Linked DNA regions of Homo sapiens: regions 1 and 2 are each linked to region 3. The links are chromatin contacts, found by Hi-C or POLR2A ChIA-PET in ENCODE. All regions are on one chromosome and are shown on one strand. The core of a region is the stretch at or near the end of the contact, and the rest is flanking DNA. Distances in the headings are between cores, read along the strand shown. Region 1 holds the start of CAPZA2 (capping actin protein of muscle Z-line subunit alpha 2). Region 2 holds the start of NAMPT-AS1 (NAMPT antisense RNA 1). Region 3 holds the start of IMMP2L (inner mitochondrial membrane peptidase subunit 2).

Region 1 (2,990 bases), core at 405-2,904, 5.3 Mb after region 3:
AAAAGTAAAGGATGTCCAGTAAAATTTGAAAACAATGAGTAATTTTTTGGTTTAAGTATGTCTCCACTGCTTCATGGGACATACTTTTTAAAAGATTGCTTATCTGCAATTCACATTTGATTAAGTGTCCTATATTTAATATGGCAAACCTATTCAGGAGGGTAGGATCCATGTCTAACATAGCTTTGTATTCCCCTGGAATAGTACAGTGCCTTCCCCAACTGTTTTTGTTTTTTTTTGTTTTGCTTTTTGAGACAGAGTCTTGCTCTGTCACCCAGGCTGGAGTACAGTGGCGCGACCTCGGCTGACTGCAACCTCCGTCTCCCGGGTTGCAGGGACAGGGACAACCTCCGCCTCTCGGGTTGCAATGACTTCTGCAACTCTCCTGCCTCAGCCTCCCGAGTAGCTGGTATTACAGGTATGCGCCACCACGCCCCGGATAATTTTTGTATTTTTAGTAGAGACGGGGTTTCTTCATGTTGGCCAATCTGGTCACGAACTCCTGACCTCAGATGATCTGCCCACGGAGGCCTCCCAAATTGCTGGGATTACAGGCCTGAGCTACCGCGCCCGGCCCCAACTGTTCAATATATGTTTGTTTAATGAGTAGAAAATGAGCTTCTTGAGTATGGAAGTTTCTCTTTTTATTTCAACAGTTTTGGAATACAGGTGGATTTTTGGTAACATGGATAAGTCCTTTAGCGGTAACTTCTGAGATTTTAGTGCACCCATCACCTGAGCAGTGTACCCTGTACCCAATACGTAGTAATTTATCCCCTCCCCAGTCCCCAAAGTCCATTTTATCATTCTTATGCCTTTGAACCCACATAGCTTAGCTCCCACTTATAAGTGAGAACATAAAATATTTGGTTTCCCATTCCTGAGTTACTTCACTTAGAATAATGGCCTCCAGCTCCTTCCAAGTTGCTGCAAAAGGCATTATTTCGTTCCTTTTTATGGCTGAGTAGTATTCCATGGTGTATATACCCACATTTGCTCTATCCACTCATTGGTTGATGGACACTTAGGTTGGTTCCATCTCTTTGCAATTGCGAATTGTGCTGCTATGAACATGTATGTCTAGCTTGCTTTTTTCCCCCTCAACACTGTATCCCCAGAGACTAACACAGTGCCCCGCACCCCGTTAAAGAACCAAAAAATATTTGTTGGATGAATAAAGGAGTATATCAAGAGCAATCTTTCAATTATGGAGAGGGTCGTGATGTGTATTTTAATGAAAGCCAACTATCTTCTCTAATATTTGAAAAAACAATGTTTAAAAGGCTTCTATTTGTACACCTTTTCACATTTTAGCTGGCAGAGTTCAGGACTTGATGGAAACATAACGAAGGGCTCAGAATGTACTCATCGCAGACTGAGCCCATATGGTCACAGTGGGGAGAGCACGCTGCACTCAAGATGCTAGCAAGCCTGCAGCAGGCGGCCCAGCGAGACACGGTCCCCCGCCCGGCCACCAGGCGCCCGCGCACGCGCACAGCCGCGCTCAGTCCGCGAGGGCCGGGTCGAGGGAGGCGGGGCTCCCGGGGTGCGCGTGCGCGGCGGCCTGAGCGGCGGGCCCCTCCCTTAGCGGGGGCGCGCGGCGCTGAGGACCGCACGGAAACGGGGAAGTCAGGTGGCCGCTGCCGCCGCCGCCGCCGCGGTTTGTCGCCAGAAGGAAGATGGCGGATCTGGAGGAGCAGTTGTCTGATGAAGAGAAGGTAAGAGTCGCGGGGGCGACGGCGCGGGCTGTCAGGAGCCGGCTCAGCCCGGGCGGGTGGGCCCGGAGTCTGGTCGCGGGGGAAGGGCATTGGCCCGCAGCTGGCCTTGCCCTCGGCTGCCCTTCCTCCCCCATCCTTACTGCGCCCAGTGCCTGCCCCTGTCCGTCACCCGAGGCCCCGCGCGGGGGCAGGTCTCTGCCAGGCCTGCTCGCTCCGCTCCTTGTAGGGTGTGTACTCCGAAAATAGGAAGCGGGAGCCGGGCGACGGCGGGCGGGGGCGCGGGCGCGGGGGAGGGCGGCGGCTGCCCAGGACCCTCTCCTGCTGTCGGGCCGCGGGGCCTCCGCCGGGGCCGGGGACCGGGGACCAGGGACGCAAAGGGGTTTGCGTCCGTGCGTGGGAGCGGCCCAAGGGCAGTGCCCAGCGCGGCGGCCTGGCCTGTGAGTGTAGCGGCGGGTGAGGGGAAGGGAAAAATCGCTTAGGAAGCAGACCTTCACTTCTCCCTTCTACTTCCCCCTCCTCAAAGCAAAATGCTTCCTTTTCTGATCCTCTACGGTTTATCCTTTTTTTTCCCTTTCCCCATGGAGGCATCTCTCCCTCCTTCTCTCTTTCCTTTCGTGGCTCTAGCAGTAAGCTTGCAGCTCCCATGTTCCCCAGGAGGCAGCGGAGTTGCTCACAAAAAGACGACCCCCTCCCCATAGTTGTTTTCTGCCCACGTTGGCAGCAGCCCCCCCCCGGGGGTCGATTTGGTGGCACCTCACTTTCCTGCTAGGACTTCTTCCGAAGAGGGGAAAATGTGCAACTCCTTTTACTGTATATTAGATGCTGTGACAGCAATGGAACCAGATGAACGACTTAAGTTCTCAGATATTTAAAACGAGTAATGGAATAATTCATTGAACTGCTGCTCTCTTAATTCGCCCCTTTCGTTTGGCTTTTGGGAACGTCCCATTCCCGAGGGTGGTGGGGTAGGGGAGAACCCTGCTAATTTTGACTGTTTCTCGGAAAGGACCCTTAGAAGTAACTGACAGAACATAGGAATGAGTTAGTTGCAGGGTTGGAAATGTCCACTCTTCGTTAAAGAGTGCTTCATTTTTAAATTTCAAAGCCAGTGCAGGAAAATACAGGTACATTTAGGTATGTTGTGGTGTTTAAGAAATCTTCATGTAAGTCTGAGGATATTTTCATTTAGGACCCTCTGCTCTAGATGTTTTTATATGCTGTGTTCTTGCACCGAAATAGAAGGTTCTGTCCCATTCCCAATGTGAATGGTCA
Region 2 (2,869 bases), core at 249-2,748, 5.3 Mb before region 3:
AGCATTTTAAGCTGATTGGAAAAAAACAGACAAAACTTAAGTAAAATGGAATTCTCTAAAATACTTTCTCGGAATATCGGAGGAGGGCTAAAAACAAAGGAAAAAAAAAGAATCAAAACAAAAACATGAGAGTACTATGTTTTACCACTGTATTCCAAACCACTATGCTGCTCAAGTAAAATTTACTTTACCTCTTCCCTTCACTACTGCGTGCTTCATATCAACTGAATGTGGCAGCTACCCACACAAGTGTTCAATGGGCATGTGAACGCAACGCTGTGCCATTTCCCTCTCCACATGTTCTCTAGGGTTAAAACTACAGTTCCTTTAAATCCTCGTGTTTCATTTTCCTTTTCACAGAAATCCTGTAATGACCCTAAAGCAGATAAGAGCAGAGCGGCCTCTACACCCAGGGATAAGGAGCACGAGCAATCACTAGGTGCCAAGGAGTTTGAAACGGAGCCCGGCGGAGTGGGACAGGGGAATCCACTACGGCTACCGGGGCCAGGCGAGTGTCCTCCGCGCCGGAGCCGCAGAGGACCGCGGCTGCTCCGGCGCCCGCGCCAGGACTTCTCCCACCTCGCGCCCCGGGAGACTTACCTGCCCAGCCAGGGGCGAGCGCGCCGGGCTGGCCCGGGGGAAAGCCCCGCTCACTCTCCACTGCGGGTCCCCGGGGCCGTTACCTAACTGGTCCCAGCTCCAGGCCAAGAGGCCGCGCTTCAGGGAAGGGCATGCGCTCGCCGGCGACGCCCAAGCCCCGAGCCCCGAGCCCCGAGCACCGGCGCCCGGGAGTCCGCTGGGGCCCGCCTCAGCCCCCCGCCGCGCCGCCGCCGCCGCGCGCCCCCAGGCCCCGCCTCCACCGCCCAGCCCTCCATCCTCCTCAAGCCACCTCCTGCCCACTGCGGCGCCTCCTCACCTGCCCCAGCCGCCGCCGCCCGCGCCTCCCCCGGGCCTCCCCGCGCCGCGACCCTAGCCCCAGCCCCAGCCCCAACCCCAGCCCCAGCCGCCCCCGCCCCCCTGCCGCGCGCTCGTCCCCAGCGCGCCCCGCTCCTCCTCATCTGCCCGGGCCCCGAGCTTTACCTTGTAGGAGTCGGTGGCCAGGAGGATGTTGAACTCGGCTTCTGCCGCAGGATTCATCTCGGGCCGGAGGACAGGGGCCGCGCGCCGCGAGCTCCCTGGCGCGGCTGCGAGGAAGGAGAAAAATGAGCTTCACCGCGCTCCGTTGCTTAAGTCACTGCTCGGTCGGCGGAGGAGGGGGAGAGGGGGAAACGGAGAGAGGGGAGGGGTCAGAGGAGGGCGGGCCCGGGAGCCGTGACGCGGCGCGGGTGACGGCTGCGGCGGCTCGCGTGCTCGCAGTCTGGGAGCTCTGGCGGACTCCCCACCTCGGTTCCCCCGCCTTCACCCCGTCACCCTCCGGGGGCCGAGAAAGGGCGGGGCGCGGCAGCGCGCTGCGCAGTGCGCGGAGGCGGGGCGGGGAGGAGGACGTGATGCACGCGCTCTTCCTCCCAGACGCCAGCTCTGGGAAGCTGGAGGCAGCGGGGCAGCCCCGGCGCGTGACCCGGGCGCTTACCTAAGTTCGAGTTCCCGGCACGGGCGCGGGAGGGCGGGGCCTGGAGGGGGCGTTCCCAGCTTTGCCAGTGCCACGAGGAGCCGGTTCGCCCGCCCCGCCTGGGACCTTCCGTCCTACCCAGTCCTGGCCGGTTTTCTGGGTCCTCCTGAAGTCACGCCACCCGGCTAGGGGGCGAGGAGCCTCCTACTGCCCATCTTCCCGTCCACCACGCGCAGTTACTCACCTTTGTCTCCGGCCTGGATTAAGGATCCAGCCTTTCGCCTCCATCCCTCTTGTCCCTCCTGATCCTCCTGACCCTGTCTTTAAGATCCCAGGAGCTGCGGTGAGGAGTGAGGCTGAGGGGCCCCTTTCATCTGATGCAGCGACTCCGCTTTCCTCCGGCGGCTCTGTCTATGGCTGAGCTCTTTGATCCTTTGAGAGATGGTTTGACTTTTCCCGAGCAAAGAGCCTGCGTTGAAAAGCGGGGGTGGAATTCAGTCCTCACAGATAATGAGGGGACAAGACCTAATTGAACCGAGTATTGCCGGGAAGGAAAAGGCAACGGGCCAAGCCTTTGACAGGGTGCGACACTGACTTTTATCATCGTTATAGTCTTTAAATCCTGGGAAACGAGTTGGCAACCCCAAAATAAAGAAGTGTAATGACGTCTGATGACTTCACCCAAATACAGACCATTCCAAGAAAGACTTGCGCAGTTCTCATGCGTGGTTGCGTTTTTGCATAAAACTAAGATTCCCTTTGTCCGCATGTTTAATAGCTTAAAAATAAATTGAGGTTTTTATCGGATAAAAGTAGCCAGGAAAAAGTGATACAGTGAAAACGATTACAGGATATTTATAGACTTGTCTTTCAAGTTATTAGAAGTCTCATTCTATCTGGGGGCAGTGATGGTGGTGGTGGTAGTGGAACTTGTGAATTGAGATTCATAGTGGAACTTGTGAATTGAGATTCATCTCGAAACTGGAGGCATGGCTGAGACTTCTAATAAAGACAACCTCAGTCAACACTATGTCTTGAAGTCAGTATATATTTTTGACAATCACCTCATCTACACGTAGATACAATACAGGGCAAAGATCATGGAAGTGGAAGGTATCACCAGGCACTCACCAATGTAGTAAATACTAGTACACTTACAATTATTTTCAGCAACGAGGTTTGAAACAAGAGGGCTTATGTATTTATTGGTTGATCTTCCCTGTGTTTTACCGGGGAAAATTATTTGTAAACGCATTTAAACAAATTATTATTTCTATTTTGAGACGGAGTCTCGCTCTGTCGCCCAGGCTGGAGTGCAGT
Region 3 (3,135 bases), core at 145-2,644:
CACCATACAGGGGAGAGGGAAGCAGTGTATTAAAGAAGTGATAGAAAAGTCCCACAGAAGAACCAATGAAATAGACCACACTGAAAATCACAGTAAGCCTCAGAGAACTTCAGTGTCCTTTTTGGCAACTTTTCAAAAGTGAATGGAATGCTTGCCAGGAGGTACCAAGAGTGAAAGCCCAGAGAAAAAGGCCCAGCCTGGTCATCTCTCTCCCCTCAAAACATCTTCTTCTGTAAGCTTGAGAGATCCCAAAGAACTTCAACACTTGTAATCTTGTTACTAACTTTATGCTTTGGGGTCCTAAAGGATTTTTTCAGGAGTACCCTTTTAAAATGTAAACATCCCTAGGGGGGTTACTGTTCATTATCAAACAGGACCTGGATTCTTTAGTGCTATGGTCTCAGGGATTAGTCAAAGCTGGCTAATAAGATAGGGGCCGGAGACAGACAACTAGAGAGGACCAATGTTCCAAGGTAAAAACAGGTAAAGGGGAAGTGCAGTTTTCTGTCGGGTCAAGGGGCTAAAAGGGATCCACATGCCCAAGCTGTTAAACTCTATAGACTGTGTGAGGCTGAAAACAGTCCGGGGCCTGGAGCCTGTGACTTTGAAGGTGGGTCCTCCAGTTCCCGATGAAAAGGTAGAATCTGGGCCCAAGTTCCCCACGAGCAGTTCTGGACATCTAGCCCTTCTCTCTCTCGCTCGCTCTCAGGATAAAGTCCTAGGTCCTTCCACCCCTGACCATTCCTTACTTACCCTTTCTCCCGCTCTTCCTCGGTGAGAAGGGGTAAGTGGTTATTTTGTGCCCTCGCCCAATTTGGCCAAAACCCTAAAAGTAAAAAACGACAGACAGACACGTGCTTTAAAATCATGTTGTTCAAGCCTGACGCTCTCCCACCACCTGCCCAACACTTCCAGGCAGAAGGCAGCGCGCCCCCACAGCGCTCCCTCACGGCCAGAGCCGGGGGCCGGACTAGGCCCCTTTGTGAGGACTGGGAGAGGGCGCGTTGTTGGGGCGCCGGCTCGGCGGGGAGGAGCGGGCCAGCTCCGGGCCAGGTGTGCCGCCTGTGGCGCCGGTTTCTCAACCTAGTTAGCCAGTGGCACCAAGAAGAGGACTAGGCTGGGGTGGCCGCCGCACGCGCCTCAGATAAACACGCGCACGCACACATGCTCGCGATCACGCAGGACTCGCGGCCGCGCACCCCTCCGCCTCCCGGCAACGCCCGCCCCGCCGGGGCCGGGGCCGACTCCCAGGGAAGGGTCCCCAGCCCAAGAGACCACCAAGGGTCGGCGGCTACGCGCCCGCCGACCCCTGCCAGCCTCACAGCCCCCCACCCGCCGCCGGACGCCGGGCGCCCGCCCTCCGCACCCGCTGCGCAGCTCAGCCCGGGGGAAGTCCCCGCGCAGACCCCGCCCTCCGCCGGCGGCAAGCTCCGCCCCGCTGCCCCGTCGCGCGCTGGCCGCCCGAAGCTCCGCCCCCGGCGGAAAACTGGTCTCTGGACCGCCCGCCCAGGTCGGGCTCAAAATGCGGCGTGGATCTGAAAGGATCAAACACAACACTAATTCAGCAAGCTATTATTGAGCACTTGCCCTAAGCTCAGCAACGTACTAATGGGGGAGACTACAATAAAGAGCCGAAAAGTCTATGAAACTGTGTCTTCAGCTCTTCCTCTTGTTTTAGAAGCCAGGAAACAGAGAACCCTCACAGTTACTTAAGTACAGGGCAGTAGTGGCAAAGCACCTCACTAGCGATCTCTGGGCAACTCTTCATTTCATTTTTTCCTACTCATGAGCACTCAGGAAAACTATTCAGTTTTGCTGCCTCCAGGTAAAACAAAGTGAGTAACACAGGACAGGCGGTTTACTTGAGAGAAACGGGAATTTCATACTGAAGCTTTTGCCCTCAAATGGTACAAACTCTTTTTTTTTTTTTCCTGAGACGGAGTCTCGCTCTGTCGCCAGAGCGACACTGCAATCTCCGCCTCCCGGGTTCACGCCATTCTCCTGCCTCAGCCTCCCTAGTAGCCGGGACTACAGGCCCCCGCCACCATGCCCGGCTAATCTTCTTGTATTTTTAGTAGAGATGGGATTTCACCGTGTTAGCAAAGATGGTCTCCATCTCCTGACCTCGTGATCCGCTCACCTAGGCCTCCCAAAGTGCTAGGATTACAGGCGTGAGCCACTGCGCCCGGCCGAATGGTACAAACTCTTAACTGGGTTATTACAACCTACAAAGAAACCTTCTTATCCATGTTATTAATTATCCTAATTCAATGTGGTTTAAAATGTTGATGAAAGTACCCAAATCATGGTGCTCCAACAAGCTGGATGCCAACCAGGTACTCGTAAGTACTTGCAATTACAGGTGCGATATTTTCATTCCATATCATCCCAAGATGCCCTTCCTTCACGTGAAGCAGCCAGAAAGATCAACTACCAGATTCCGCATGATTGAGGAATTGATAAATAGAAAGGGAAGACCGAAACCGGCCAAATTTTCCCTTCGAAGTGAAACTTGAGAAACTTGCGTGCATTTTACCTGAGTTCCTTTCTCAGCAGATAAACTGTCAGACCTCCCAGATAGTGTCAAGGAAATGCAACTTTCCAGAACACTACATCTGGACAATGAGGTGCATCTGCTGCCTGTTCACAAACTCCTCTTCCTTACCCCTCCATAATTCCCTGCTATAGAAAGCCCTAACTTTAGTCTCCCTAAGACATGTTTGAGACTGGTCTCCCTGCCAGCATCACCTGCATTAAAGCCTGTCTTCCCTGGCAATACTCGTTGTCTCAGGGACTGGTTTTCTTTGCTAGGAGCAACCCAACCTAGGCTGAAGCCCAGGCATTTAGCAGCAGTGGCACCTAGAAATACTGAACAGACATAAAATACTTTTTTTCTCCTTTTCTTACTCCTCCAGTTGTATCTTCATTATTTCTGTCTCTATTCTCCCTCTAGATACTGCCAAACTACTCTGTGCACTTTCAGATCACTTAATACTAATGTAAATAACAGACATTCTGGCACTCTTGGTTCAAAATTTATTCTAAAGGTTTAAGAATCTACTCAGGGTCTTAAATAGCCTGATAACTAAAATTCCAAGAGTTTCCTAAAGAGAGCAAAATTGCTCTCCTGTGAAG

The links. Hi-C counts contacts between places; a loop is a spot of excess contacts on that map. ChIA-PET counts read pairs that join two places held with the same protein, here RNA polymerase II (POLR2A). Pooled maps may share reads with other maps.
Region 1: a loop to region 3 is called in a pooled map, with 19 times the contacts of the local background. The contact joins the promoter of CAPZA2 here to the promoter of IMMP2L in region 3. A Hi-C loop is called at or near these places in 7 of 50 pooled maps.
Region 2: a map of B cell shows a loop between it and region 3 (24-fold over the local background). The contact joins the promoter of NAMPT-AS1 here to the promoter of IMMP2L in region 3. A Hi-C loop is called at or near these places in 2 of 168 maps with a recorded cell type or tissue (B cell and naive thymus-derived CD4-positive, alpha-beta T cell) and 8 of 50 pooled maps. POLR2A ChIA-PET finds 5 or more read pairs at or near these places in 2 of 52 experiments (CD4-positive, alpha-beta T cell and CD4-positive, alpha-beta memory T cell).

The regions. Positions count from the first base shown.
Region 1 is chr7:116,860,933-116,863,922 of GRCh38, forward strand. CAPZA2 (capping actin protein of muscle Z-line subunit alpha 2) reads left to right here and starts at 1,655. Exons shown (of 10, transcript NM_006136.3): 1 at 1,655-1,718. The coding sequence starts at 1,680. RefSeq lists enhancers at 1,273-1,322, 1,274-2,036 and a silencer at 1,403-2,142.
Region 2 is chr7:106,283,748-106,286,616 of GRCh38, forward strand. It overlaps NAMPT-AS1 (NAMPT antisense RNA 1), which reads left to right and starts at 1,499. Exons shown (of 1, transcript NR_186647.1): 1 at 1,499-2,579. It overlaps NAMPT (nicotinamide phosphoribosyltransferase), which reads right to left and starts at 1,236. Exons shown (of 11, transcript NM_005746.3): 1 at 1,081-1,236. The coding sequence starts at 1,137. RefSeq lists silencers at 566-925, 1,196-1,735.
Region 3 is chr7:111,561,098-111,564,232 of GRCh38, forward strand. It overlaps IMMP2L (inner mitochondrial membrane peptidase subunit 2), which reads right to left and starts at 1,395. Exons shown (of 6, transcript NM_032549.4): 1 at 754-1,395. RefSeq lists a silencer at 927-1,556.